3 separate regions of the Homo sapiens genome follow, and regions 1 and 3 are each linked to region 2. The links are chromatin loops, found by intact Hi-C in ENCODE. Cell type or tissue: PC-9. All regions are shown on one strand. Links, peaks and the distances in the headings refer to the core of each region. The heading gives the core; the rest is flanking DNA. Region 1 overlaps IL6 (interleukin 6). Region 2 holds the start of LOC401312 (a long non-coding RNA gene). Region 3 has its middle 8.6 kb from the start of IL6.

The links. A loop is a pair of places that touch in the nucleus more often than their neighbours do. Peaks named below come from ENCODE experiments on the same cell type or tissue, not always from the same donor. Only the 100,000 strongest peaks of a DNase experiment are listed, where the experiment ranks them.
Region 1: it touches region 2 in a loop (6-fold over the local background); 20 of 110 quality-filtered maps call a loop at or near these places.
Region 3: it touches region 2 in a loop (4-fold over the local background); 22 of 110 quality-filtered maps call a loop at or near these places.

Annotation. Positions count from the first base shown.
Region 1 is chr7:22,730,713-22,740,897 of GRCh38, reverse strand. IL6 (interleukin 6) reads right to left here. Exons shown (of 5, transcript NM_000600.5): 5 at 8,900-9,492. The coding sequence ends at 9,325. Among named protein-coding and RNA genes, the nearest start is that of IL6-AS1, 8.2 kb to the right of the region's middle. In PC-9, for the core only: a CTCF peak has its summit at 7,984 (motif pointing right); DNase peaks (open chromatin) are centred at 7,967 and 9,397; H3K4me3 peaks cover 618 bases; H3K27ac peaks cover 919 bases.
Region 2 is chr7:22,663,183-22,673,367 of GRCh38, reverse strand. LOC401312 (a long non-coding RNA gene) reads left to right here and starts at 7,835. Exons shown (of 5, transcript NR_122075.1): 1 at 7,835-8,023; 2 at 9,452-10,185. RefSeq lists enhancers at 3,926-4,554, 7,172-7,778, 7,779-8,387, 8,388-8,995. In PC-9, for the core only: no CTCF peak of the experiment used is centred there; DNase peaks (open chromatin) are centred at 4,267, 5,467, 6,437 and 7,276; H3K27ac peaks cover 2,893 bases.
Region 3 is chr7:22,713,490-22,723,674 of GRCh38, reverse strand. No RefSeq gene overlaps it. Among named protein-coding and RNA genes, the nearest start is that of IL6, 8.6 kb to the left of the region's middle. In PC-9, for the core only: no CTCF peak of the experiment used is centred there; a DNase peak (open chromatin) is centred at 5,354; H3K27ac peaks cover 1,499 bases.

The DNA.
Region 1 (10,185 bases), core at 4,956-9,955, 65 kb before region 2:
AGTTCACTATAGGTGTGTGGGTTTGTTTCTGAGTTTTCTATTCTGTTCCATTGGTCTATGTGTCTGTTTTTATGCCAGTACCATGTTCTTTTGGTTACTACAGCTCTGTAGTATAATTTAAAGTCAGGTAATGTGATTCCTCCAGTTTTGTTCTTTTTTCTTAGGATAGCTTTGGCTAGTCTAGGTCTTTCATGGTTCCATATAAATTTTAGGATTTTTTTTCTATTCTGCTTCTGTGAAGAATGTCATTGGTATTTTGATAAGGATTGCATTGAATCTGTAGATTGCTTTGGGTATTATGGATATTTTAACAATACTAATTCTTCCAGTCTATGAACATAGAATATTTTTCCATTTTTTGGTGTTCTCTTCAATTTCTTTCATCAGTATTTTATAATTTTCATTACAGAGATCTTTCACTTCTTTGGTTAAGTTAATTTCTAGGTATTTAATTTTATATGTGACTATCGTAAATGGGATTACTTTTTTAAATTTCTTTTTCACATTGTTCCCTGTTGGAATATAGAAATGCTGCTAATTTTTGTATGTTGATTTTGTATCCTGCAACTTTATTGAATTTGTTTATTAGTTCTAATAGCTTTTTGTGTGTAGAGTCTTTAAGTTTTACCATAGATAAGATCATATCTTCTGCAAACAAGGATAATCTAACTTCTTCCTTTTCAGGAATGCCCTTCATAACTTGGATGCCCTTCATAACTTTCTTTTGTCTGATTGCTCTAGCTAGGACTTTCAGAACTATGCTAAATAACAGTGGTGGCAGTGGGCATCCTTGTCATGTTCCAGATCTCAGAGGAAATGCATTCTGTTTCTCCCCATTCAGTATGATATTAGCTGTGGGTCTGTCATATATGGCTTTTATTATGCTTGGGTATGTTTCTTCTGTCCTCATTTTTTTAAGAGTTTTTATCACGAAGGAATGTTGAATTTTATCAAATGCTTTTTCAGCATTAAGTGAAATGATCCTGTGGTTTTTATCCTTCATTCTGTTGATAGGATGTATCATGTTGATTAATCTACATATGTTGATCCATCCTTGCATCCCAGGGATAAATCCCATTTGGTCATGAGGAATGACCTTTCTAACGTATTGTTGAATTAGAATGCTAGTATTTTTGCTAGTATTTTTTGAGGATTTTTGCATCAACATTCATCAGAGATATTGGCCTGTAGTTTTCTTTTTTGATGTGTCTTTGCCTGGTTTTGGTATCAGGGTAATACGGGCTTTGTAGAATGAATTTGAAAGTATTTTTTCCTCCTGTATTTTTTGGAATAGTATGAGTAGGATTGGTATTAGTTCTTTTCTAAATGTTTCATAGAATTCAGCGGTGAAGCCATTAGATCTTTGGCTTTTCTTTACTGGGTGACTTTTTATTACAGCTTCAATCTCATTACTTGTTACTAATCTGTTCAGGTTTTCAATTTATTACTGGTTCAGTCTTGGTAGGTTGTATGTATCTCAGTATTTGTCCATTTCCTCTAGATTTTTCAATTTACTGGCTTACAGTTAGTTATAGTAGCCACAAATGATCCTTTGAATTTCTGCAGTATCAGTTGTAATGTCTCCTTTTTTATTTCTGATTTTATTTATTTGGATCTCTCTTTTTCCTTAGTTTGGTTAAAGGTTTGTCAATTTTGTTTAACTTTTTTTTTTTTAACTTTTTGTTTCATTGATCTTTTTTTTAATTTTAATTTCATTTATTTCTGTTCTGATCTTTATTTGTTTTGATATAAATTTTGAGTTTGGTTTGCTCTTGCTTTTTTAGTTCTTTAAGATACATCATTAGATTGTTTATTTGAAGTTTTTCCTCTTTTGTGATGTAGGCACTTATAGCTATAAACTTCACTCTTAGTACTGCTTTTGCTGTATCCCATGGGTTTGGGTATGTTGTGTTTCCATTATCACTAAATTTTTCAATTCCCTTCTTAATGTCTTCATTGACCCACTGGTCATTCAGGAGCATATTGTTTAATTTCTATGTGTTTGTATAGTTTCCAAAATTCCTCTAGTTATTACTTTCTAGTTTTATTCCATTGTGGTCAGAGAAGATGCTTGATATTATTTCAATTTTTAAAAAATATTTTAAGACTTGTTTTCTGACCTAACATATGGTCTATCCTTGAGAACGATCCATGTACTGAGGAAAATGTGTTTTCTGCAGCTCTTGGATAAAATGTTCTGTAAATATCTGTTAGATACATTTGGTCAATAGTGCAGATTAAATCTGATGTTTCTTTATTGATTTTCTGTCTGGAAGATCTGCCCAATGCTGAAAGTGGGGTATTGATGTTTCCAGCTATTATTGTATTAGGACCTATCTCTCTCTTTAGCTCTAATAATATTTCCTTTATATATCTGGGTGCTCCAGTGTTGGGTGCATATATATTTAAAATTGTTATATCTTTTTGTCAAATATATCATTTTATCATTAATAGTGACCTTCTTTGTCTCGTCTTATGGTTTTTGTCTTGAAGTCTATTTTGTCTGATATAACAACTCTTGCTTTTTTTGTTTCCATTGGCATGGAATATCTTTTTCCACTCCTTTATTTTCAGTCTATGTGTGTCTTTATAGATGAAGTGTGTTTCTTGCAGGCAATGGATCAATGGCTTTTTTTCATCCATTCAGCCAGTCTGTGTCTGAAGATTGAAGAGTTTAGTTCATTTACATTCAACGTTATTATTGATAAGTAAGGACTTACTACTGCCATTTTGTTATTTGTTTTCTGGTTGTTTTGTGGTCTTCTCTTCCTTCTTTCTTTCATTCCTGTCTGCCTCTAGTAAAGATAATTTTCTCTGGTGATATGATTTAGTTTCTTGCTTCTTATTTTTTGGGTATCAATTGTATGTTTTTTGGTTTGAGGTTACCATGAGGCTTGCAAATACTATCTTATAATCCATTATTTTAACGTGGTAACAACAACACTATTTGCATAAACAAACAAACAAGCAAAAAGAAAACTAATAAAAACTCTTAACTTTGTCCCCCAGCTTTTTAACTTTTTAAGAGTGGTTTACATATAGCAGTTACAGTGTTATCACATTCTGTGTTTATCTATGCACTTACTATTACCAGTAAGTTTTATACCTTCAGGTGATTATTTATTGCTCATTAATGTCCTTTTCTTTCTGACTGTAGTACTCCATTTAGCATTTCTTGTAGGACAGATCGGTTATTTATGAAATCCCTCAGCTTTTGTTTGTCTGAAAAAGTCTATTTCTTCTATATGTTTGAAGGATATTTTTGCTGGATATACTATTCTAGGGTGAAAGGTTTTTGTTTTGTTTTGTTTTTCCAGCACTTTAAATATGTCATGCCACTCTCTCCTGGCCTGTAAGGTTTCCACTGAATAGTCTGCTGCTAGATGTCTTGGAGTGCCATTGTATGCTATTTACTTGTTTTTTCTTGCTGCTTTTAGGGTCCTTTCTTTATTCTTTACCTTTGGGAGTTGGATTATGAAATGCCTTGAGGTAGGCTTTTTTTGGGTTAAATCTGCTTGGTGTTCTATAATCTTCTTGTGCTTGGATATTAATATCTTTCTCTATGTTTGAGAAGTTCTCTGTTATTTTCCCTCTGAATAAGCTTTCTACCCCATCTCTTTCTCTACCTCCTCTTTAAGTCCAATAACTCTTAAACTTACCCATTTGAGGCTGTTTTCTAGATCCCATAGTTGTGCTTCATAGTTTTTTATTCTTTTTCTTTTGTCTCCTCTGACTATGTATTTTCAAATAGCTTGTCTTCAAGTTCACTAATTCTTTCTTCTGCTTGATCAATTCTGCTATTAAAGGACTCTGATGCATTCTTCATTATGCCAATTGCATTTTTCAGCTCCATAACTTCTGCTTGATTTCTCAAAATTATTTCAATCTCTTTGCTAAGTTTGTCTGACAAAATTCTGAATTCCTTCTCTGTGTATCTTGAATTCTTTGACTTTCCTCAAATAGCTATTTTGAATTCTCTGTCTGAAAGGTCACATATCTCTGTTTCTCTAGGATTGGTTTCTGGTGACTTATTTAGTTCATCTGGTGTGGTCACGTTTTCCTGGATAGTGTTGATGCTAGTAGATGTTCTTTGATGTCTGGGCATTGAAGAGTTAGATATTTATTGTAGTCTTCATTGTCTGGGCTTATTTGTAGCTATCCTTCTTGGGAAGGATTTCCAGGTATTTGAAAGGATTTGGGTGTTGTAATCTAAGCTGTTTCTTCTTTAGGGGGCACCTCCCACCCAGGAATGCTGTGGTTCTTGCAGATTCATAGAGGTACTGCCTTGATAGCCTTAGACAGGATCTGAGAGAATTCTCTGGATTACCAGGCAGAGCCTCTTGTTCTCCTCTTTTACTTTCTCCCAAACATACATACAGAATCTCTCTTTCTGTTCTGAGCCACCTAAAGCTGGGGGTGAAATGACACAAGCACCCATGTGGCCACCACCACTGTGACTGCACTGGGTCACACCTGAAGCCAGCACAGCACTGGGTCTTACCCGAGGCCTGCTGTAACCACTCTCTGGCTACTGCCTATGTTTGCTGAAGGCCCTGGGGCTCAATAATCAGCAGATGGCAAAGCCAGCCAGGCCTGTGTCCTTTCTTTCAGGGTGATGAGGTCCCCAGGGTAGGTCCAGAAGTGCCATCTGGGAGTTAGGGACCAGAGTAAAAAACTTAGAAGTCTACCTTGTAGTCTATTGTCTTGTGACTGAGCAGACACTCAACCCACAAGATGCAGTCCTTCCCACTCTTCCCTCCCCTTTTCAGAAGCAGAGAACCCTCACCCTGTAGCTACTGCCCACCCTGCTCCCCAGTGGCCTTAAGAAGTGCTACCAGACCACCATGGATGTTCCCTTAAGGCCTTAGGTCTTTTAAGTCAGCTTGTGGTGAATGCTGCCTGGCCTGAGACTCACCCTTCAGGGCAATAGGCCTCTCTCTGGCACAGGGCAGGTCCAGAAATGCCACTCATGAGTCAAAGCTTGGAATCAGGGACCCCAAGATCCCACCTGGTGCTCTACCCCCTTGTGGTGGTGTTGGTACCTAAGGTGCAACAAGATACAGCCCCGTTTACTTTTCCCTCTGCTTTTCCCAAGCAGGAGGAGTTTTGCCCCATAGCCACCATAGGTGGTAATGTGCTGAATCTCACCTGAAGCCAGCAAGTCTCAGAGGCTCACCTAAGGCCCTCGATGTAGTACCTGGGGATCGCTACTGGTTATTCAGGGCCCAAGGGCTTTTCAGTTAGCATGTGATGAATGCTGCCAGGACTGGGTCCTTTCATTCAAGGCAGTGGGTTCCCTTCTAGTCTAGGATGTGTCTAGAAATGTTGTCTTGGAGCTTGGGTCTGGAATACGGGCCTTATGACTCTGACTAGTGCCCTATCCTGCTGTAGCTGAGCTGGTATCCAAGAGGTAAGGCCAAGTCCTCCCCACTCTTCTGTCTTCTCTCCTCAAGCAGAAAGAAAAAGTCTCTTTTGAAGCTATGACTTGTGCAGCCTAGGATTAGGAGAGGGGTGAAGCCAATACTCCCTTGGCTGCCTCAGCTGGTATCTCGGTATGTCACATGTCCCCTCAGTCCACTAGGTCTCCGGGCCTTGTTGAGCCCTAGTACTTGCCTAAGAGTTGCAGTCCTTATGGCCTAGACTGCCTTTCAAGTTTGGCCCTCAGTGGAGAGTTTTGCGGCTACTCAAGTTTGGACTGCTGGGGATTGACAATTCCTCTTGGGCTAGGGATGGTTTAAATGCTCCCTCTGTGAGTGGACATCAGCTAAGTTTAGTCTGGTTTTCCTTTCTCCTCTAACAGGACAGTACTGAGTTCAGTGCCCCACAATTGATGTGTTCTCCTTCTCCCAGCACCCAGAGACATTCTCCGCACCACACCACTGCTGCTGTGGATAGGGGAGGGGTAGCATTGTGATTCAGGACTGTTTTTTAATTTCTTCAGTGCCTGTTTCAGTGATATGAAGTTAAAACCAGGTACTATGTGTGCTCACCTGAGTTCTGATTCTTATGAAGGTGTTTTTTGTTTGTTTGTTTTTCTGTGCAGATAGTTGTTAACTTTGTATCCTTGCCAGGGGGTCCATTGGTGGAGCTTTCTATTCTGCCATCTTGCTCTGCCTCTTACCCACTTTCTTTTTCTTCCTTTTCTTTCCTCTCACCTCTTCATTCCTTCCCTCTCTAGACACTCCCCTCTGGCAATGTATGCTTATCTAATTATACTCTTGCTTTAAAAATCCCAGAGGCTGATCTTTAAACAAACGAGGCAAGGAGCCCCCATTGCAGAATCCTCCTGGTTAGAAGGAATCATGAACAATGAATCCATCATCTAGCTGAAGTTAAGATGATCCCAAACAGACCTCCGGACAGGCGGTTACCTGAGATAGCCATCAGAACAAGACACACAGACCCTACACCACGCACCACTCCCACGTATCTCCCATACCAAGTTTCTCTTTAAAAACTACTGTGATAAATTTTAAAATTCAAGATGGTACTTTAAAATACTAGCTCACCATCTTCTTGGTTTACTGGCTTTCTGATGAACTGGCTTTTCCTCCCACCAACCTTGTCTCTCATGTCTGGCTTTCGAGTGGTGAGCAGCCAAACCAGGGTTCACTTAGATTATCCGTGCCTCTAGTATGGGTTCTCAGCACAGCCCACATTTCTTTTTGGAAACCTTATCACATTTATAGTCTTTATTTAATGTCTATTTTCCCTTCCATAGTGTGCTACACAAGAGGGCAGGGATCATGTCTACCCTTTCACCTCTTTCTCAGGAGCTTTCCCTGACTTATCTATGAAACTCAACCCATTTTTGTTTGAAGAATGAAAGCATCAGTTGATCGCAATTTCTCTTTGTTCTTTGACTTGACCCTAGTTTTGGGAAGCCCACTTGTGATGCGTGGTTTCTAGAAATCAGAGTATGTGGCTCTTTTCTGGCTCAGCTCCTCTCGGTTTTTGACCTCTGTGGACTTTCCCTTACCCAGAAGAACTCCTCCCCTGGAGGAAGAAGTCTGTAGCGGGTAGAATGGGGAAAAGCTTTATAAGGAGACAGAACTTTTATATTGCAGGGGTTAGAAAGGGGAAATCTGCACCAAATTCCCAGTGTCGTGTTGAGATGGATAAACGAGGCCATGTTAAGTTGTCCAGATTGCCTCTCTCACTACCACTTTAGGTCGGGGAGGGGAGAGGGCAGATGAAGATTATTGCCAGTGGCAAAGGAAATGGAGGTAGGTGTACATGCACTGGCTATTCATTGCCTTCTCTGGAAGTCCTTTGAGTGTTTCTTTCTAATTCTTGCTATTTTTCCTGAAGATGAAGATACATAAACACACAGAATTAGTGATTTCCCCTACCACTATATGCCTACAAGAATTGAGGTGTCTTCTTATCTTTCTTATCTTTGATCATCTATATTTTCTTTTGTTCAAAAAATATTTACTGGGGCCTTCATTGGTCAGGTTTGGGGCCATGGGCACAGGATGCAAAGATTAATATAGGAAAGAGTCTTTTTTTAAAAAAATTATTTATTTATTTATATTATTATTATTATTTTTTGAGACAGAATCTCCCTCTGTTGCCCAGGATGGAGTGCAGCCCCAGGCTCTACCTCCCAGGCTCAAGCGATTATCATGTCTCAGCTTCCTGAGTAGCTGGGATTATAGGTGCGCCACCACGCCCAGCTAATTTTTGTATTTTTAGTAGAGACGGGGTTTTGCCATGTTGGCCAGGCTGGTCTTCTGACCTCAAGTGATCCTCCCGCCTCAGCCTCCCAAAGTGCTGGGATTATAGGCGTGAGCCACTGCGCCCAGCTCGTCTTTTTTTCCCCCCTGAAATTAGTTTTAGGTCATGAAAGGAGTCTGCTTTATTGAGGCATCCACATGCTGGCTGAGAAGAAAAAAACCATTGATTTTAAGGTGTGGTACAATGTGGTAGATGCTTTGACAGGTAGATAGGTGCAGTGCTTTAGGAACCCAGAAGAGGGAGGCAGAACTTCTAGTTATTGTTTGGAAGCTTGTACATTGTTATGCTTTATACAGTGGTTGTATAGTCCCAAAGACTTTGATTGCATGTTTATAGGTATTCCCTATATTAACATGTTTTGGGATTTTCTACATCATCCCTCAGTTCCTGGGTAGGCAGTGGGACCTACAGGTTAAGAGTAGGGGACCTGTAGGTAGGTAGACTTGGATTTCAAATCTGGGTCCCTGCCTGACCTTCCAGCTGGGTGACTTAGATAAATTACTTAGTCTTCCACAACCAGAAAGGAGTGTGCAAGTGCTGGGGTTAAATGACGTGATGGATGCAACACATTTAATGATGCCTGGCATGTAGTAGGTGCTTATATGTATATATATATGTGTGTGTGTACATATATAGTATATATATATATCGTATACATACATATATAGTATATATACAGTATATAGTATATATAGTATATAGTATATATAAATATATAGTATATATAGTATATATGCATATATACTATGTATGCATATATAGTATATATATACTATATATATACATACACAGTATATATACTATATATACTATATATATACATACATAGTATATATACTATATATACTATATATACTATATATACACATACATAGTATATATACTATATATACTATATATATACATACATAGTATATATACTATATATACTATATATATACATTCATAATATATATGTGTATATATAGTATATATGTGTATATATAGTATATATGTATTATATATAGTGTATATATGTATTATATATAGTATATATATTTATTATATATAGTATATATATGTATTATATATAGTGATTGATTAGCTTTTTTTGGTCGTGGTGGTGGCAGTGACAAGAAACTTGTTTATATTAAGCTTCACGTGACACACTCAAAGTTGCTGAATTTTTTAAAATGCCATTTATTGGTATAAAAACCATTTATACATTATATAAATACAATATAAATATTTCTTTAAAAATATGTATAAGTTAGCCATTTATTTGAGGTAAGCCTACACTTTCCAAGAAATGATCTGGCTCTGAAACAAAGGATATTCAAACTGCATAGCCACTTTCCATTATTATTTCAAAACTAATACATAAAATGTTTCAAGTGGTACTTCTTAAAAATATAAATATGACTTACATAAATTAACTCAGCTTCACATATTTAAATATTAATAAATTAAAAATAATTAAAATAGTGTCCTAACGCTCATACTTTTAGTTCTCCATAGAGAACAACATAAGTTCTGTGCCCAGTGGACAGGTTTCTGACCAGAAGAAGGAATGCCCATTAACAACAACAATCTGAGGTGCCCATGCTACATTTGCCGAAGAGCCCTCAGGCTGGACTGCAGGAACTCCTTAAAGCTGCGCAGAATGAGATGAGTTGTCATGTCCTGCAGCCACTGGTTCTGTGCCTGCAGCTTCGTCAGCAGGCTGGCATTTGTGGTTGGGTCAGGGGTGGTTATTGCATCTAGATTCTTTGCCTGAAGGAAAATGAAAGTAAAAAGGATTGTTTAAATGTTGAATAAATCCTTTGCAGTGGAGGGATGCTCTGGGCTATGGGATGATGTTCAAATGTGAAATGTGGGGTGAATGAGATTAACTGGGGTGCCTGCTCTGAGTAGGACCCTTCCATAGCAACAAACTTCTTTTTTTTTTTTTTGAGTCAAGGTCTCGTTCTGTCACCCAGGCTGGAGTGCAGTGGTGCACAGCAACCTCTGCCTCCTGGGTTCAAGTGATTCATGTGCCTCAGCCTCCTGAGTAGCTGGGTTACAGGTGTATGCCACCATGCCTGGCTAACTTTTTTGTATTTTTAAGTAGAGATGGGGTTTTACCATGTTGACCAGGCTGGTCTTAAACTCCTGGCCTCAAATGATCCACCCACCTCAGCCTCCCATAGCGCTGGGATTATATCAGCACTGTGCCTGGCTCACAGCAACCAACTTCTAATCATCCCTTTGCTGTTCTGTCTCCCATTAGACCACAAGCATCCTGAGGGAAGCACCACTATCATTTTTGTTTGTTTGGTTTTGGTTTTTTGTAGAGATGGGGTCTTGCTATGTTATCCAGGCTGGTCTTGAACTCCTGGCCTTAGGAGTTCAAGGAGTTCTCACCTTAGGCTCCCAAAGTTTAGGGAATACAGGCATGAGCCACCAAGCCTGACCAGCATCACTATC
Region 2 (10,185 bases), core at 2,552-7,551:
TGGTCAGATTCCTCAGAAAGAAACCTTTCTAATCTCCTGCCAAGGTTACAAGTATGCTGTCACTGTTCTGATGGCCAATTGGGGAAACAGAGCTGGGGAAGAAGGGCTGCGGGTCTCACCATTTTATGGTTTGTGTTACTGTTCTCAAATCAACCGCTGTGCCAATTGACCTCCGGTCAGGAAGGATTCCTTCAAAGAATAAACCTGCCATCTTGTATGGGGGAGGGGAAGAGGACATACTCAGTGATGTGGAGCAGAGAGGGGAATGAAGGCTCTGATTGCTTCTCACACAGCTTTTACCCAGCCCATCCTAGATTGGTTTCTTTCACCGTAACCTTCAGTTTCAGAAGCACTATCTGAAACTGCCAGTTCCTGAGCCTGTTGAGGACTCTGCATTGTAAATTTTGTTGGTTTTCTGGTTTTGCCACTGTTGGCTGAGACCTCGACATTCTATGATGTGCTAAATTATGTCAGCCCTAACTACATTTGAGCTGCATTGTGTATCAGGATTATATTTCTCTCTCTTTCTCTCATTCTGTTTTCTTTATTCTCTCCTTCTGGGTATTGGCCTTCCTGGATGGATCCTGTTTTTAAAAAAATCTTCTTTCCCTTTTCAATCTCTTTGTCTCTATCTTATACTTCCTGTGAGATTTCCTCAAGTTTATTATTTAACCCTTTCATTGAGCTTTTAATCTCTGCTATCACATTTAGAATTCCCAAGAGCTCTCTTTTTAAAAATGATGTCTTGTTTCATGAATATATCTTCTATCTCTCTGAGGACATTAATATTACCTGAAAACATTTTTTTATCTCCTTGTTTATTTCTTCTGAATTTCTTATTTCTGTTAGTTTCCTTCAAGAGAGTTGCTTTTCACAAATATCTTGGCCACTTATTTATTTTTGTTTTTTAGTTATTTTTTACAGATGGGAGTCTCACTTTGTTGCCCAGGCTGGACTCAAACTCCTGGGCTCAAGGAATGTTCCCACCTCAGCCTCCCTAGTAGCTGGGATTACCAGCTTGTGCCACCCCACCCAGCACTGGTCACTTATTTTTAAGGGAGAGGCACTAAAATGTTGATTGGAAGCCTTATTTAGGGGGATTTCATTAGCTGCTGGGCTTCTCTGAAGGGTGATCTGGCAGGTCTCCCATTTTTTTCCATTGGAAGAACTTTAAATGTGCAAAGGCAGGTTTCCCTTTGATATTTAGTTTCCCCTGAGGGGAGTTGTCTAATCTCTTGCCTAAAGGACAGAAACTTGCCTTCCAAGCATTCTGAAGCTGAGCCTCCAAAAGGTTGACAACATGGGCAATATTGGTGTGGATGTGTGTGGACATGTTTCCTCATTCCAGTTTGACCCTATCCCCTAATCCTGTTTTTTGCTGGTATTGCACTCTGCCCACTCTGGTGGCTGGAGTCCTACAGGCAGACTGCCTTGGCTGCTTAGTGTTATTTTTTCTTAAAATTTGTTTTTGTAATGTCCTTTAAGTAGGTTTGGAGGAAATAAACACACATCTTTAACTCTTCAAGTAAAACTAGAAGTCTTGCTTTTATAATGATTCATATCTGCTTGGCCAAATCATGCCTTTCTGAACTTGGGTAATTGTTTACATGGAGCTTCACTTCCCTGCATCTTTTTCATCAGACAAAGCATACTGGAATTTTGATTCTCTCATTTAATATACAAATAAGAGTATTTTGGTGCTGGCTTTCAAGAAGTTGGGCTAGGCTTCCTCAGGATTCTGGAATGTGGGTCAATATATCAACTTCTGCAGGACAGCTGTGGGCAAGAGAAAGAAGGCTGATACATGGAGCAAGTGCACTTGCTGTGTGTGTGAGGGTGAGAGAGGGACATGGATGTGATGCGACCCGAACTGACTTGTATGCTGAAATAACAGCATGCACTCATCCTCAACATGGCACCCCTGCTCTGCTTGGGCACCTCTGGGAAGCTGCACTGATGCCCTTGAGTCACGCTTTGCTCTGCATTTGCATATCCAGATTGCCAGGTCCTCTCCTCCCGAGCAGAGTTTCTTGAGAAAGCCCAGGTGGTGCAGCATGGCCTTTTTGAAGGCTTGCCTGCAACTCCTGCTCCAACAAGAGGTCATAGCCTAATTAAGATAGTGTGGCCAGTGGTAAATCTCAATTCTAACTGGTGAGAACCATTGTTATTACGTTTGAGTGGGAATATAATTTTATTAAAAGCTTAAAAACAAACAAAACTCAAAGAATGAATGATTTCCAAGTTGTATTTAGAAAATTTAGAACTTAATGAATGGTTGCCTTGGAAGTCTTTCGTACCTAGCCACTAAGCAAGAAATACCCATAAAACAGTACTTTGCCAGCTTATCCTAAATTACATCATGATTTTGAAAGTAATAAAAATATTTTTAAAAACTTCTATAAATTACTTAAAGTATAAAGGGGGCTGCTTCCCCAAAGGCTTGGGCAGGGCAGCTCGTCTGCAGATGGGCCCAGGGGTGTAGCAGCACTTCTTATGGAAAAAAAAAAAAGTATAAAGTGGGTTTTCATGAATTCAGACTGGCTGTCATCCTATTAGTTCAAAATGACCCATATTTTCAAGCAGATTGTAAGGTTTTCTTTTGAATTATCTAAGGACACTTTAATGGAACATGAGGAATTTGCTTGCTGTTCTAATCTGGAGCCCAGGAAGCTGGTTTGATGTCAGGGCCAAGCTGTGGAATGGGGTGGGATAGTGCTCTGGTTAAGGTTGGCATTCAGTCCTCAGCTGTCTGTCCTATCCATGTGTTTGCCAGTCTCCATCTACAGGGCAGGAGGGAAGGGGAAGCCAACTTGTTCTGGCCTTGGGTGTATTAGAAAACATCTGCTAAGAGAAGCGTTTTTAATTAGGAGTAGAATACCCCTGCTAACCAGAAGTGGTGTAGATGGAATGTGGAATTTTTATAACAATTCTTAAGAAGTTCTTAAGCTAATATACTTCACCTTCATGATTATTCATAAGCACATTATGAATTATTATTAACTTTGTAAATGTTCAATGGATTTTTTATTTGTGACAATGACATTTATAGAATTTATTTTCCATGCCTTATATGTATTGTGGTTTAGACTTAAGGTAGTTATAAAATCCTTAATTGTATTGCAAAATTCAACTATGACATCATCATTTGCTAATTCATGTTTCCTAAACATGGGAATGAAATTTACTCCCAATAATACTATTGCAATTTTTTAATGTCCTTAGAACCTTAACCTTTTAAATAAAGGGTAAAAATAACACCAGAATGCCTGTTAATATGTAATTTTCTTCTTAGACAAAAACTTTAATAGAACCTTTAATTTCTATCATGGTGAGGACAGAGTTCCTTTATGGAAGTATTGGTAAAATGTTAAGATGTAAAAAATTGAGCCCTGCTTCTAAGCAACTGAAATGAAATGAGTTGGGATTCCGGTGGCAACATCCGGGATTCCAGGTGTTAAGGCATAACACAGCTGGAAGCTCATCTTTCAGAGGTTGCTAGTTGAGGAGTCTTAGTGGAGCCGAAGAAGGGAAGTAAAGCAGCAAGGATCCTGTGGCATGTGAAATGCTGTGTTACTTATCTTTCTTTTTGTAACCATTTATCGTGGAAAATTTCCAGCATGAAGTTACACAAAAGTAGAGAGATTCATATAATGAACCACCGTTGTAAAAACTTATTTTTAACCTAACACCTTCAACCTGGTATGGGAAAAAACAAAGTTCCAAGTATAAGTCCTTTTAAACATGGTAGTACTTAAACACCACAGCCAGGTCATATTTCTTTGCTGTTTTGTCCACTCCTCCTCCAACAAATACCAGCATAATACAAATGTGATTTTTTTTTTTTTTTAACAATAACGAGCTTTCTAAATTTTGACAGCGGTATATTTCTTTGGAGACACATTGATTTGATAGGGCTCAGGGCAAGCTCATGGGAATGAACCTGGGCATCTGACCTGAGAGGTCTGCTGTCTTAAGTCAGGTATGCATGGAGTTCATGACAGAAGAAGCAGGTGCTAAAAAGGCACAGTCACATGTCCACAGTGGCCTGGGGAAACCTAGCAGACAAGGGACACACTTGACTCATGGGCTTAAAAGACGCCAATGTTCTATGGTCCCTGAGAGCTGGTGGAGGTGAAGATGGAAGCTTTGTGCGCTGTGGGCCCCATCAACTCCACTCGCCTTTTGGGCCCTTAATGACAGCTGTTGCAGGTGAGCACTCCAGGGAGCAAGGCTGCACATTCCTTTTCAGAGGAATGTTACTATTTAATCTATTGCATGGAAAGCCCTAAAACCCCCTAGGGCCTTCCAAAAATAGATGGAGTTAGTCACTAGTGACATTTACAGGGGTTTTTGTTTTTCCCTCCTTCTCCCCTTCTCAGGAATAGCAAAAGTTTTTCTTCTTTCTACGTAGTGAACTTATCTCCCTTGAGTATTTTTTTACCATGAAAGAAAGACACAGTTGAAGTCTATATGGTATTTACTGGATTTTATTGCAAAAAAACACACAAAAAACCGAAAACCACCACACATACACACACCCAGAACGCAAAACCAAACCCAAAAAATGAAAATTCTGTAGCCCATATGAGATGTTTCAATGATGTTGACAATGGAGAGGGCTGAAATGGAAGCTATTAACTAGAAAAAATGGGGGTGAATGTGAAAAGCTGAAAGGAATGGCTCCTCTGAAGTAGAAAAAGTCTGAGATTTCTCCGCCCTTCATTTGGATAATGAGTGCTTTCCAACCAGTAGGAACCCTGGAAATGTTTGTGTAAGTGCTGCAGGAGTCTCTTCTCATCACAGTGGTAGGTGTCCAGGACTCATAACTGCTTTATAGGATTGAATGTCATCACATGTGCCTGGCAATAGGATGTGCTAATTGAGAAAGAAATCCAATGAGGGTAGCGTGCCAGTAACCAAGGGGGAGGCCGGACCGCTTATTCATTGGTCTGTCCTTTCGTTTATTCAATCATTCATTTTTTCATCCATCCATCCATCCATCCATCCATCCATCCATCCATCCATCCATGCATTCATTACTTCCTTCTTTCCCACTGCAGGGCTGTGGACTGGCTTTCTTGACTATTCCTCTTCTTCCTTCAGGTCTCACTTCCTCAGGGAAGCCTCCCCTACCCCCTCCACCTCCACTTAACAGGTGGATCACCTCCTTAGAGAACTGTAAGCCATGGTAAATAATAGACACACTCAGTAAATATTTGTTGAATGAGTGATCAAGCTAATCCATTCAGACATGCATTTTTCCTTTGTCTCTTCACTAAGCAAGAATTTACTAACAATAGCTCTAGGCAGGTAGGCCAGGGCTGGCCTGAGAACAGCACTTTGCAACTGAGAACTCAAAACAACTCAGGCCCCACCTTCTTCAAAATCCAAGGTTGCTGAGGGTGAGGTGGATTTCAGCCTGTGTCTAGGGGTGGAAGTTCATGGAACTAACCAGAAAAGGATAGAGAGATAGGAAACAGTGGAAACTCTGTTTACATTTCTGCCAAGCTCATGTGACTCAGAATTTGAGGTATATCGTTTTCCTTGTAAGGAAGCTGCAGCCAAGAGAGATTAGGTGACTTATTCTGAAGTCACGGAACTGATGAACTTGGTTCCCTGAGATTTCTTAGAACTGATTAAAAGTAGTTGCAGCCTGAACTGTGGGAACTTGCAGTATGTTTTGGTGCTTTGAATTTGAAGGGGACAATTTATTTCCAGAGATATGAAAGGACCCAGAGTGTGGATCCCAGAGGAAACATCTGGAAGAGAAAGAAAGGGAATCCCTCAGAGTCACAGGGCTTTTCTACCCTACCGCAGTGGCAGAAGAGCAAGTGCCAGCAACCCCATCAAGAAAACATTCTGAGGGGTTGGTGCGGTGGCTCACGCCTCTAATCCCAGCACGTTGGGAGGGCGAGACCAGCATGGCCAACATGGTGAAACCCGTCTCTACTAAAAATACCAAAATTAGCCAGATGTGGTGGCATGTGGCTGTAATCCCGGCTACTCGGGAGGCTGAAGCAGAAGAATCACTTGAACCTGGGAGGCGGAAGTTGCCGTGAGCTGAGAACGTGCCACTGCACTCCAGCCTGGATGACAGAGCGAGACTCTGTCTCAAAAAAAGAGAAAACATTCTGGGAAGGGGCTGTTCCTTTAGCAGTTGATTTAACCGCTGCTGAGCTTTAACAAAAAAATCAAGCTTTTCTCGTGGCACTGTATAAACTTCCATATGGTTGTCAATGTTCCACTTAACTCACCTGTTCTATTTATAGGCCATCAATTGTGTATTTTCAAAATAACTGCACCTCAAATTTTCAGGCTTTTAGTGGGTACAAAGCCCTTTCATACACATGGGGCTCACTTGGCTCCATGTGAACAAATTGAGGCTTAGAGACATTGGCAGTTTGCCCAAGAATCAACCCACAGGCTAGTGGAGGAGCATGAGCTTGGGCCCTTGTCCCTGACTCAGCTCCTATACTTTGTCCTGTGTGCCACAGGGGAAAGGAAATGTTTCTCCTGCAGGATGGAGATTAAGGTTTTGAAAACTCTCAAATTTCATTCTTTCCAGTTTTATCGAGGTAAATTGACAAATAAAAATTTGGTATATCAAAGTGATGACTTTATATATACACACACACACATATATACACACATATATACACATACACAGAGTAATGATTACCACAGTCAAGTTAACACATCCATCATATCACATAACTACCATTGTGTGTATGTGAACACTTAAGATCTACTCTCAGGAAATTTCAAGTAAACAATACAATATTATTATTTATAGTCACTATGCTATATGTTAGACTCCCAGAACTTACTCATTTTATTACTGAAAATTTTTACCCTTTGACCAACATGGAATTCCATTTTTCTACTCAATCCACGTATCATCCTTCTCAGAGGCATGCTTTACTTCCCTGAAACTTCTCACCACAGACTGGAGCAAAAGGTGACAGAGGTGAGCGGCAATCTATAAGGATAATGGCAGTGAGCCATTCTCCAGCATCCACTCTGTGGCAGACACCAAGTGCTTCATATACGTGAGTTCATTTCATCTCACCATAAATCTGTGACATGGGTACTATAATTATTCCCATTTTACACATGTGGAAACTGAGGCACAGAGAGGTAAAGACACTTGATTAAGATCTCACAGTGGGTTTAGTATCTGAGATCTACCACCACAAACTGAGTTTTTAACCTATGTGACTCATTCACCACCACCACCACGACACCAAACCAAACTGACTTTTAACCAGTGTGATTCGTTTCAATGAAGCCTTTTGAGTACAAAGGGAAGGCGAGCATCAGTATGGCATTGCGCAAAATATTCTGAAAACTCTGGGGCTCAAAAAAATGACTTTTCTTTCGCAATTAATTTTCCAAACAAGTTACACTTCGGGAATAAGCAATCCACACACAACAGTACAACACTCACAACTACTGAAGAGTGTAAAACTGTCAGTCCCCCTCCACCCTGTCCCCAGACGCGCCGGGCCACACTTGCTGTTCAGTTTCTGGTGTGGAAAAGCCATTTGGAGAGCAGGAGAAAGAAACGACGCGGGCAGGGGGGCGAAGGGGGGCGGTTTGAGAGAGAGCGGGAGGTCGGGTGTCCTCGGAGTTTCCTCAGGCGAGGACCTGGGCGCGTCTGGGCCACCGGGGGTAGGGGTGCCGAGGGCGGGAAGCGCTCCACCGAGGTCCCGGCGAGGATCCAGGCGTATCTGGGCGGCCACAAGCTCGCCGGCCCCCAGGCAGAGGGAAGGGCGGCGAGGAGCGTGGGGCAGCGCCTGGGGGAGAGGAGCTTGGCCGGAGGGCGGGGGATTCTGAGGTAGCCTTGGCGACTTTCGAGACTACCCAGGCCGAGCACACCCAGCCCCCTCAGACCCAGGCATTTCTGCGTCCTCTGGTTTGGAGGGAACCCAGGGGGCTGAGGTGAAGCAAGCCAGGACTGTTTCTCTGACTCTTCTGGAAGACGACCCGCTGCTCGGGCCGCCTCATCACTGCGGGCCACGAGGTGGGTAAAGCTCCTTCCTTAGCTCACCTCGGACCACCGGGCCTGGTGGCCACTTCCAGGTTTCCCGGGGGTGGGGGGCGGAGGGATCCCTGGAGGCTGCAGCGCCCGGAGGAGGCGGGGAGGTGGGCGAGCGGTAGGCGTCAGGCAGTGCTTCACAGGCTGTAGGCGCCCAAGGAGCCAACCAGAGAAGAACAAAATGGCAGCCATGACGCCACACCTGGCGGCCGCACACAAACACACACGGGGCAGACGTTTGCTGATGTTTGCACAGGGCATTCTCTTGTTCGTCCTGATTCTTTGTTGATGGTGCTGTCTTTGCCCGGATTGGCTACTTTTTTCCCCTTTTGCTGTCCAGTTTCCTGTTTATCCTTTAAGACTTGATCAGATAACTCCTTCCCTGGGCCCCCACTTCCCCCTCAACTCCTGCCCCTCTGTCTTTCCGTGACTGGTGTAAAATGACCTGCTAGGGAGTCAGCCTAGGGCCAGGAACTTCTTATGTTTCGGGGTGGTTTTGCTCAACTTTGTCCTTCCAGTGCCTGGCTTTCAATCACTACATTGAGGTGGTGTAGAGTTCCTGTGGGATGCTCCGAACTACACCGGGGGTACCACTTGTCCATGTGAAAGATCCCTCCATGACAGTTTTGGTCGTCTAATGATCTGCTTTATTTTTATTTTTTAAAATTGCTAGTGTTCTCTGTTTTGTTGCAATTTTAGTATACGGGATGCTGAAGCGAGCACATGATCTACCTTTTGGAAGCTTGGGAGACCTAGTGAAATAATGGTAGAAATGGACCTATGAAAATCTGCCTTTTGCTTGAGAGTAGGGCTAAAATGTCCACTACACTCGGTAATTTTGACTTGAGTGAGCATATCTGGAACAGGGTGTACTGGAAACTGGAAAATATCCTTTTTTTTTTTTTTTTTTTTTTTTTGAAACGGAGTCTTGCTCTGTCACCCAGGCTAGAGTGCAATGGCACGATCTCGGCACACTGCAAGCTCTGCCTCTCAGGTTCACGCCATTCTCCTGCCTCGGCCTCCCAGGTAGCTGGCACTGCAGGCGTGCCCCACCACGCCCGGCTAATTTTTTTTTTGTATTTTTAGTAGAGATGGAGTTTCACCGTGCTGGCCATGCTGGTCTCGAACCCCTGACCTTAAGTGATCCACCCGCCTCGGCCTCCCAAAATGCTGGGATTACAGACGTGATCCACCGTGCCCGTCCGATGACCTATATTAATACGTCACCCTAATCATTTAATTATCTTAGATATCCATTAAAGTACTGCCAAGTTTGGACGTTTAAAAGAAATACCCAGTTGAGAAATCTTATCTTGTTCCTGTGAAGGAAATGTGAAGTATGTTGAGATGGCCTGAAGAAATACTGCATATGATTGGTATTTCCTCCATCTTGCTATTTTTCTTTTTTCCCAGTGCCCTTCTTCATTCCAGACATGGTGCTTTGAACAATTTGACTTGGAGGCAAGATTGCGATATAGAAAATGGGCCACTGTGGAGGAGATAAGTAAATGCTTTGTCGCTTCTAAGTGACAGGGGAAACTGATCACGATTGGTATACTTCTGACATGTAACTTTCTATATCTTTAGAAGATCGTCAGGGAAATAGAAAAAAAAATCTGAAATCTCCAAGTAGGTTCTACTTTGTGTGGTTCCAACTAAATGAACTAAATTTGTGTTTAAAGATTGTAAGTCTACATGTAATGGTGAAAGCTGAAGGTTTTACACTGCACAGAAATAGTGATTTCCCCCCGTGGAGGGCAAGAAGACCGGAATAGGAGGGGTGGGTGGGGGAATCAATGTGTAGGCCAAATATTTGAAATTTCAGTGCAATCTTCTTAGTCATCACTTTCATTTCTGTCTTCTAGGGAAATCTGACACAGCTAGAAAGCAATGGAAAACACTAAGAGTTGCATCAGATGTTGAAGAGGAACTGATATTATGGGATAAAAAATGATTCTTTAAGGGAGATAACTGGTCATTTAAAGGTAGCAGCCTTTTTGGGAAAAGCTAACAAGTGTTCCCGAGGCCAGCCTGTCTCTTGTTAGCAACATTGGCCCTGTGTTAGAAGGAAGAGTGGATGTGTTTTGATGCTATTCCTTTTCCTCTCAGCATAAATTTGCAAGCATGTACTGTAAATGAATTTTCAT
Region 3 (10,185 bases), core at 2,340-7,339, 51 kb before region 2:
TTTGGTACTTAAGCTCTCAGGAGGAGAAGTGTTCTCCACGTCTCAGGAGTTAAGATGTAGTGTTGTGCTCTTTCTCTATATTCTGGGGGTTGGAGATGGATGAGTCTGTGATTTAACAGGAGGGAGTACAGCAAGAAAAAACGGGAAGTCCTGGGTACTAGGGAACTTGCAGTTGCTGCCAGAATGTAGTTTCACTTGTTGCCAAGTCGTAAGAAGTTTGTAAACTGAAACAGTGGGTGATTTAACAGCTTCTTCTGGGGTTGAGTCCCACTGAGCAGACACCAGGCTCTAAGGCTCTGGGAAATGTCCTGCTTTGATGGTGGTATTACTTGAAGAGAGAATTTTAGGGACATGTGGTGTGTCAATTTAGAAAGAGCCAGCTGATGTTGGAGGGCAGCCAGGCCTGGTGACCAAAGCTCTTGACAGTTTCCTGCCTGGTCTGGTCTCAGTCCTGGCTTTGCAGCCTCAGCTCTGATGTCCTGTTGTAGCTCCTTGGTCTGGTGAATTCTTAGTCTGGCCTCAGCTTTTCTGAGGGGGAGGATGTTCAGGGGCTGGACCTAGCTCCTCCTAGACTAGAGAAGGGGCACATCTGCCCTGCTGTGTTTCTCATTCAAAACTCTATAGGGAGGTCATCTGTTCTGTGCCCTCATTATTTTGCTATGTGACTTACCTTCCCCCTGCTGAAGTGGAAAATCCCAGGCATCTTGGGAGGGAAGTAGCCTCTCCGGGGGCAAAAAGTGTAGATTCTCTTTGCCTTGGGACACCCCCGTACCCCTTTCCCTGGGTCTCTAGGCTTGGAAGAGAGTGCCCTGATTGCAAACTTCTCTGAAGCTAGTTTGCTGATGAGAAAAATGGCTTTGCTGGTCCTGAAGAAGCCCCATTTGGCCCTGCCCCCATGGCTGGGGAGGTCCCTCGGACTGAGTTTCAGTGCTTTGCCTCTTCTCCATCTGTGGGGTAGGCTTTCTATGGTGGTGGCCACTGGTTCTGCTTTATAATTAGGAAACTTCAATTTGTCAGCGAGCAGTAATACGTTCATTTATTATCACGAGTCATTTGAGCCATCTTTGGTTTCTCCAAAGATCTCAGTTCTCTGAGTTCAGTGTCATCAGCAGAAACTAAGCATGCAAAGCATTGGCTGGTTTCCTCTACTCTTTTCCCTCAAAATTAAGGTACTAAGAACCCATTTGAAATCATCACATGTAATGGCCAGACCAGGGGATTCTACTGGCCTGGTTATGACGTCTTTTACCTCCCTTCCTTGCCCTTTTGGTTAGTTATTTGCTAAAAGGAGAGTGTCTTAGTCCCTCTGAACTAAGCCTCCTTAGCAAGCTGAATCCATGAAGAGAGGCCATTCTAGTCTTCATGGTGGAATAATTTCCACGAAATGCTTTGGACATGTTGAGGACTCTGACTCTGTAATTCTGAGACATTGGGGTCCATTATTTCTGAAGATGGGTACACCTGGATTGATTTAAAATGTTATGGAAGAATTCAGATCCAGGTAAGCAAGTTGAAGAATCATAGGCAATTTCTTCAAGCTATTGAATTCTATGTCATGTGTACCTATGTATGTGTGTGGATGTCTGCGGCACAGAGCAGAGCCCTTGGTCTATAGACCTACCATAGATATTGTTCCAAGGGGTGCTGCCTGCCTCATATGAGTGTGGCCTTACAGGCCTGGGTACCCAGAAAGCCTGGACCGGCCATCTGCTGTCACTTTTCTCCCAGGCCTGCAGCCCTTCCTGTGCTGCTGGATCTGTACAGTGGTCTATGTCTGAGCCACATTACTGTGTCCCCCAAGGGCACTGTGGGATTCCCTATATCTCTCACCCTGGAAGCCATATTTTCTATGTGCTACTTTTCTGTGGGTGAGACGGGGGTCGGGGAGAGGTGGGGACAGGAGGGAAGGCACCCATCAGCTTGGCAAGTGATCTGGATGTGTGGAAATGGCTTCCTATTGCTAAAGGCTTGTTTGGAGGCTTGCTGCCTAAGCAGTTGCCACCAAGTGCCTCAGATCCTCCTATCTCTCTAGGACAACCAATAGAGAGGCTGTCATGCACATTCTTTCTCTGTGTTAAGTTTGTCCACCATGGGCCCAGTGAAACTACTGAAGACACCAGGTATGTAGTCAGGGGCAGGTCAGGTGTCAGAGGGAAATTTGAGTCCTGGGCTGTTTCTGTCTGACATTGTGTGGGTAATCGGTTGGCCAGGCTTGTAAAAGCCCTGTTGCCCTTCTTGGCTTGATTTAGACTGCAGGATTCAGAAGGAAGTGGGGGTTTTATACTGCCAGCAAAAAATTTTGGCTGAATGTAGGGTTTCCCTGAATTAGGCTTGTCTTTTTACTGCATTGCCAAATCCTCGGCTTCTTGTGTCTTGGGAGTGTAGCTGTTGGCAGATGAAAGTGTTCAGATGACGATGAACTGAGGATTTGGGGCAAAGTACTCTCCCACCTTAGGGGTTTGCTGAATTCCCTCCTAGCTCCAGGATTCTGTGGTTCTGTGATTCTGTGGATTTTCATTAGCCATGCTTATTAATCAAGAGTCTACTGTTAATGGGACTACAGGAATAGGAGTCTCTACATTAAGAAATACTTTTTGAAAGCCCAAAAGCCTGATGCTGTCTTCTAGTTCCCACCCAAGGACCTGTTAGTGGAAGTGCTTTGACTGGGCAGGGTGCCACCCATTTTGACATGCCCAGATCTTAGTGGCTTCAGGGAGACTAAACTGATTCAGGAGATTCTAGAGCCCTGGTAAGGGCTGCTACCTGAAAGGAGGTAGCAGATTTCTTAATTATTATACAAGCACAATTATTATACAATTAATTATTTCTTAATTATTATACAGGCCAGACCAGGCTTCCTGGGTACCCAGGCCTGTAAGGCCACACTCATATGAGGTATTCAAATTAAATGTTTTTAATTTAAAAACAAGTAATACATTTTCAATGTAGAAAACAGAAAAGAGAGATAAACAAAAGGAAAAAATTATAAAATACATTATCTTAGTACCCAGTAGTAATCATTGTTATCACTATGGTGTAATCATTCTAGTCGTTTGTACATTTTTTCATATGTATCTAGGTGTAATGGGAAAATGCCATCCACGGCGTTTGATAACCTGCTTTCCCTATTTATACTCCTTTGTATGCGTAACATTCTGGATAACTCTGAGTAGAGGTGAAGTAAATAATAGCTGTAGGTATACCAATCAGAGTTCAGAGGGGAAACATCAAGTGAGGTTTACAGATGACTCCTGCATATGCACACAATTCACTTGTTAAGGCGCGGGGAAAGAGTTCATATCTTAATGGGGATGAGATGCATTTAAAACAATCACTGAGTTTCCTGGAGGGTTAACTTACCAGTTGTTCATGGAGCAGTGTAATCCCTAAATCAAGCTGTGCAAATTGTTTGGCATCATGAAAATGAGTTTGCAGTTCAGCTGAACTTTGCTTTTCAGCTGGTTCTGGGACATAACCATGCTTTTGTTGGACCCCACAATGGGCATCAGTAGCTCATTGCTCTTCCTTGGTGGCAGGACCTACGGAGAATTGTCATGAATGATGGCATCATCATCTTTTCTCATCTTGTGTGGCCCGTTACCTCTAATACATTGACATTTCTTATAAAGGTCTGTTTTGCAAGGCAAAAAAAATGTAAACCTTGATAAGGACTTTGTAGTCTTGTACCATTTCTCTCCTTTCCATCTCCAGGTCTGGTTGTATCTCCCTCAGGTGACCTCTCACTTATTGTGATTGTGTTACTTGTGCAAGAGAAACTGCATTTCCTGTGGGTGCAGAAGCAAGACCCACCACAAAGCAGAGAGTTTCTCTTGATAACGGTCAGGGAAGGAGTTTGAGTGTTTGGCCATGGTCTTGCTTGAGGATTCTGAGATGCTAAAATGAGCTACTGTTGGGTTTTTTAGCATTTCTTCTCTCTCTAGAACTCATCAAAAATATAATAGTAAGCACCAATGTGGAATAGTTTTGAGGTACTGAGTGAAGTCCTTTGAGGATTCGTGGCCTTTGAATTCTATAACGACACCATTGTTTTCCTTCTAAGGTACTTTGAGTAATTGACATGTAGGATTAATCAGGTATTTATTGGATGCCAGGTGCTGGACTAGAGGCTTTACACACATTAATTCATTTAAACTTCACTCTATGGAGGTGACTATTTTATTCTCACTTTATGGATAAGAAACTGAAGTTCGGAGAGGTTAAATGATTTATTTACCTGAGATGATGCAGGAACCCAGAATCATGAAAAAAGTTCATTGGTCTTTGGGAGAAGAGGTAAAATGGGGTGGTAAATTGGGGGTAGGGTTGTCAGAAGAACAGTGACATGATGAAAGTATTTCATCTGAGTGAGCAGGAAGAAGACCCCAGGGGATTGTAGTCTGGGAGGTGGGCTCAGAGGCTGTTGCAAACATCTCAGCATGACACCAGATGGAGGAGCCCAGGCAGGGTTGCACAGGAGCTGGCCGGTTCAAGAGAGCCAACTGTACTGATCTCTTCCCAACTCTACATTAAGTGACTCCTGATGGTAGCTTGAAATTAGTGTGGAAACATTACACCATGGAAATTGGCAAATGCTACAATCAGAGCCCTCCCTTCCCTCTGTTCCTTAGCTAGTTGTTAAATATCTTCCAGACCATAAGTGGGTCCAAGGAAATAAAAGGATATTTTGAAGGCAAAATCAATCCATTCCAGAGATTAGTTATATTGTATGAGCTCTATTTGGGGAGTGTAAGAAAAGGATGTATCAAAGGCATTAAGGATTATTTGATCTTCTCTCATTTCAAAGGCAATTGATCACAAAGCTTTTTAAGGAAAGAGATTGTTCTGGTCAAAGTATGCTGCTTCTATACCTCAGAATGAAGGCTGCCACTTTTATAAACAGATAGGCACAGGCTGCCACCTGAATGAGGGAGAGTTAGGATGTGCGCAGGACACACCTTGTCCTACAGAATTATATGCGCTCAGATTTTCCCCAGCCACGTGCTGGATCATGGCTTGATGGATCAAGGCAGAGGCTGAGCCCAGCTTTTCTGAGCCATGGGATAAGTTAGAAGCAGAAAGTTAGTCACAGTGAGGGAGTTTGCTGCTGCACAGCAGCAGCCCAGGGGCCTAGGGATTTCTGCTTTGTCACTGTCTGTCCCATCCAGAGCTGATGAATGAAGAGGCTGGCTTTGGGGCCCTGAGTGAAAAGGACGAGGAGAGCCCTGAAGAGTTCTCAGGGTCTCTAAAGGATTGCTGCTTCTTGGATCATAAGTTTACTCTTAACTGTAACAGAATGACAGAACGTCACTTCTCCTAATATTATTCTTGGCATAGCATCTTGTGCTGCGTCCTTCTTGTGATTCATCTCCATTACAGTTCTGTTACATATTTCTACGATGTTGCATTAGAAGAACAAACAGTGTTGTTAAATCCAATTCCCTGTCCTCTTCCAACAGTACCCACTGATGACAGGAACCTGGTTGATACTTAATTGTGTGATAGCTAAACTTCAGAATATTGAGTAAAATGTAAAACTCCCTGAAGGAAATTTGGTTCCATTGCATGGCACAGCTCCCAGGCAGGTCACAGGAGACTCTATGCTACATTTTTTTTTTTCTCTCCGAAGCATGCCAGTCTTTTTAGAACAGTTTCAGTGCAGGGTAGAATGCCGTGACGTCTCTGTGTTCTGAACTTCTGTCAAGACTCAAATCATGCCTCGATCCTCCCAGAAGCCTCTGCTGATCAATTTCCAGGAATAGTGCAGGTTCTCCTCTGGGCTCTCCCGCAGGGGCATGTACTGTACTAATCTGTTTCCGGGCAGTGTTGTGATGGCACAGGCTCTGGAGCCAAACTGCCTAGGTTCAAATCCTTGTTCTGTACTTTCTAAGCTGAGGTCCGCTGGGAAGTTAACATCTGGGCTTAATTGTTCTCATTTTAAAAATGGAGGTAGCAGTTGCACCTTATGTCACAGAGTTATCAGAACCTATGTAAAGTGCTTAGCATCTGCCTGGCACATGGTAGAGTCCCAGTAAACATGAGCTATTAATACTGTTATTATTTTCTCCCCAGTTGATTGAGAGTTTCTTGAGGGCTCTATCTTTCTTGTGCGAAGGAATAGCATGAATTTGAGTACGTGGTTGGTGCACAGGATGGTAAACGAATGAAAGCTGGGATCTCCTTGGAATTTATGTCTTGGAAATAATCGTCAAAGATTTAGAAGTAAAGAACAGTTTAATTTATAAAATTTTCTTTGTATATGTGCTTTCTAAAAGCCATATAAAATATTAAGCTTATTTGATTTACAAATTAGAAACAAAGATGGTCATACTTTACGCAAAAGTTAAGAAAAAAAATACATGTACTTATTCCATATCACAGGCAGTATGGTTTACTAGAGAAAACATGGATTGCAGAGGCCGACTTGGTTTAAATCCCAGCTCCATCATTTACAGCTTGTGTGGGTTTGGGCAAGGCACTTCAATTCCCTGTGCCTGCGTTTCCTCATTTGTAAACTGTGGCAAATAATACTTAACCATCTGGGGGTGGTTGTGGGAATTAAATGAAATCCTATCCATTAAGGACAGTTATTGGTATATGCTAAATTGTTGGTAGATGATAATTGTTGTTGTTTAGTTGTTGATGTATTAGACAGAGGTGGGGCAAGGGAAACAGAGAGGAGAAGGGAAAAAGAGAGAAAAGCATCAACATAGACAAAGCAAGAAGGGGAAAGGCAGCTGAAAAAAAAAAAAAGCAAAACCCAAAATGACCACCAAAAAAAAAAAAGGCAAATAAAGTGGCTCATAGATTTCATTTGGTTTTGAAATGTTTTAGAATTGTTTTTTGTAGAGACAAGGTCTCACTATATTGCCCAGACTGATTGTGAACTCCTGGCCTCCTAAAGCACAGGAATTACAGGCATGAGCCACCACACGCAGCCATTGTTTTAAAATGTTATATGTTAAGTTTCTAGTTTTTACATAGGTAACACATACCCATGGCACAAAATTCAAAAGATAACAAAGAGTACTTAGTAACAAAATTACAAAAAAAATTTACACTTCCACCATGTGTGAGCCATTAGGGGTAACTACTGGGTTCTTGTGATTCCTTCTAGAAATACTTCATGCATGTATTAGCAAAATATTCATATTTCCTAGGATTTATTTTTATTCTTCTACATAAGTGATGGCACATCAGTTACACTGTTCTACATTTTGCTTTCTTTATTGAATGGGTTTTAGCAATCATTTCTTATCAGGAGATGCAGAATTGCTTCTTCCTTTTTAGCCTTCGAATTCCATGTATTTAACCAGTCCCCCATTAAGGGAATTTTAGGTTGTTTCCAATCTTTTGTTATTACAGCTAAAGCGGCAATGAATAATCTTGTCCATGTGCGATTTCATACATGTGAGTGTATTAGTGTGATAGTTTCCTAGAAATTGAATTGCTGACTCAAAGGATATGGGCAGTTTTGAGACAGAGACAGGTAGAGGTTGTACAAATTTAATACTCCCTCCAGTGATGTATGGGAACAGCTGTTCCTCATATGTTTGTCAGCACATGATACTGTCAGTTTTCTTGATCTTTGCCAGATTGCAGAGGGAAGAACTTATATCAGCGTAGTTTTAATTTGCATCTCTCTTGTATAAGTAGGATTGAGCACCTGGTCAGGTATTCAAGAACCATTTTTATTTTGTTTTCCGTGAATTCTATGTTCATATCCGTTGTCTATCTTTCTGTCAGTTATTGATCCTTTTCCATTGATTCAAAGCCCTTCTTGATATATTCCAAGGAGCAAACGTTTGTTTTTCACATGTCTTTTAAAATTTATCATTCGTCTTTCTGCTTAATTTATAGTGTTTTTGCCATGCAGAAAGTTTTGATTTATATGAAGCAGACTATATATCCTTTCTTTTATGCTTCTAGATTTTGTGACATACTTAAAATGGCCTATTTAGTCTACTTTGATACAATGAAAATATTCTTCCAGGTTTTCTTCAAGTTTCTTTAAATAATAGGTTTTGAAATATTGGGCAAATTCAGACTATGCTTGTCACACGACAAGATGAACTATGCTTGTTACACCTGATATAAATACACATACACGGGAAGAAATGTAGGTATGTCTGGAAGGTAGAATGAGAAATACTTCTTTTCCTCTTTGTAGTTTTCTTTGTTTTCCAGGTTTTCTGCATTGATTATGTATTACTGTAGTACTCATGAAAATGTTAATTAAATGCAAGTTTATTTTGACCATTTTAAACCTTTCTTTAAGATTCTTGGTCCCTGGATCTCTCTGAATGCTAGTGTTGCCGCCTGTTTTGCTTTGGAAACTGTTTGGCTTCTACCCAGAATAGCTTTGACCCACTCCAAATGACCTCTTGTGGCTAAATCCAATGAAACATTCTGGTCCTAAGCTTGCCTTACCTGTAGCCCATCTGAAGCTACTGACCACCCCTTCCTGCTTGGCCTGCCTCCCTCCTCTCTCCCTGCATCTCCTCCTTCTGGTGGATATTCCCTGGGCCCTTGCTCTAGCCGAGCCCTGTACAGTAATAGGGAACATTTCAGAGGGTCCACTGTGAGCTAGGTGCTCTAAGTCTGTGTATATTATCTTATTTAGCCCTCATCACAATATTTCTTTTATCTTTTCTTTTCTTTCTTTCTTTTTTTTTTTTTTTTTGAGACGGAGTCTCGCTCTGTTGCCCAGGCTGGAGTGCAGTGGTGAGAGCTCAGCTCACTGCAACCTCTGCTTCCCTGGTAGCTGGGACTACAGGCACCCACCACTACGCCTCGCTAATTTTTGTATTTTTGGTACAGACAGTGTTTCACCATATTGGCCAGGCTGGTCTTGAACTCCTGACTTTGTGATCTGCCCACCTTGGTTTCCCAAAGTGCTGGGATTACAGGCGTGAACCATCGTGCCCAGCCTTTCATCACAATATTTCTAAGGGAGCTATGGCTATCAACTGGGTTTTTCAGATGAGAAAACGGAGCATTACAAGAACTAGGTAACATGCCCTAGAGCAACCAGATAGAAATGGGTGGAGCCAAGATTTGAACCCAGGGACTCTGATCGTAGCCCATGCTAAACCAGGCTCTCTTCTCTCTGTGCCTTCTGTAGGCCAACCCATCCTTGTGGGACTTTACCTACCTTTTCTCTTTTACACAGATGACTGCCAAGTTTATGTCCCCAACTCTGAGTTCTCTCTTGCATTCTGGACAGCCCAGTGGCTGATCCACTTGCATGTGCCACAGACACCTTAAATTCAGCACGCCTATATCTCCTAAGATTTTCTGGAGAGATGGGGCTGTTATTTTTCATAGTGTCTGGTAGAAGAGGCTAGAAAATGAGAACACAGGGAACTTGACTCAGGTATTCTATGAGGTTAGTGCTTTGCTTTATAATTAAGTTAGATTCAATTCATCAACCTATTACAGGCCTTAATCCCTGACCTTAAGGAGTTTTTAATGATTCAGTGTGATTTTCATATCCTTGTTCTTTTAAGACCAATATATCCTTTTAGAAGATTAGTTACCTTTTTTCCCACAGCCCAAAGTAATTTGCTTATCCTGATGGGAAGGCCAATTCATTTCCTAAAAGTGAACGTTGCTTACTCTCAGAGAGCAATTAGCATTGAAATTCTGGATCCGTTTAAATCCTCTGAGATTCTGTGGTTCAATCCATTGTAATTAATAATCACAGAACACTCAAGATGGGACATTAGATTTAAAAACAATTGTGTTCCAGCAAGAAGAGGAAACTTCAACTCGGCAAGGAATCTTCTGGCTTAAAGATTGGTTTTTATGCCTTTGCAATTGAGAACAATCTCTATGAGAAAAGCACTAGCAATTCCAATTCTCTAGGATAGTGTTTTTCTTTTTAGCTTTCCTATTAACTAAAAAAAGGTATAAAAGTAACACATGCTAAGTGTAACAATGGCAAGATTGCCAGCCCCTTGAGTGAGCTGACCACTGTTAACAGCTTGTACCACTTTTGGCACCCTGCCATGGGCTCACACAGTAGGATATCAATAGGCATCCTAATTACATATGTAGAATCGAGGTTGGTTTGTTTATTTTATAGTAATAAGATCATACAATGGTTATTACTCTACAAGTTTTTTTTTTTTTTTCTCACCTAGCTCTAGACCATGGATACTCCATCCAGGTCAGTTAACATAGCTT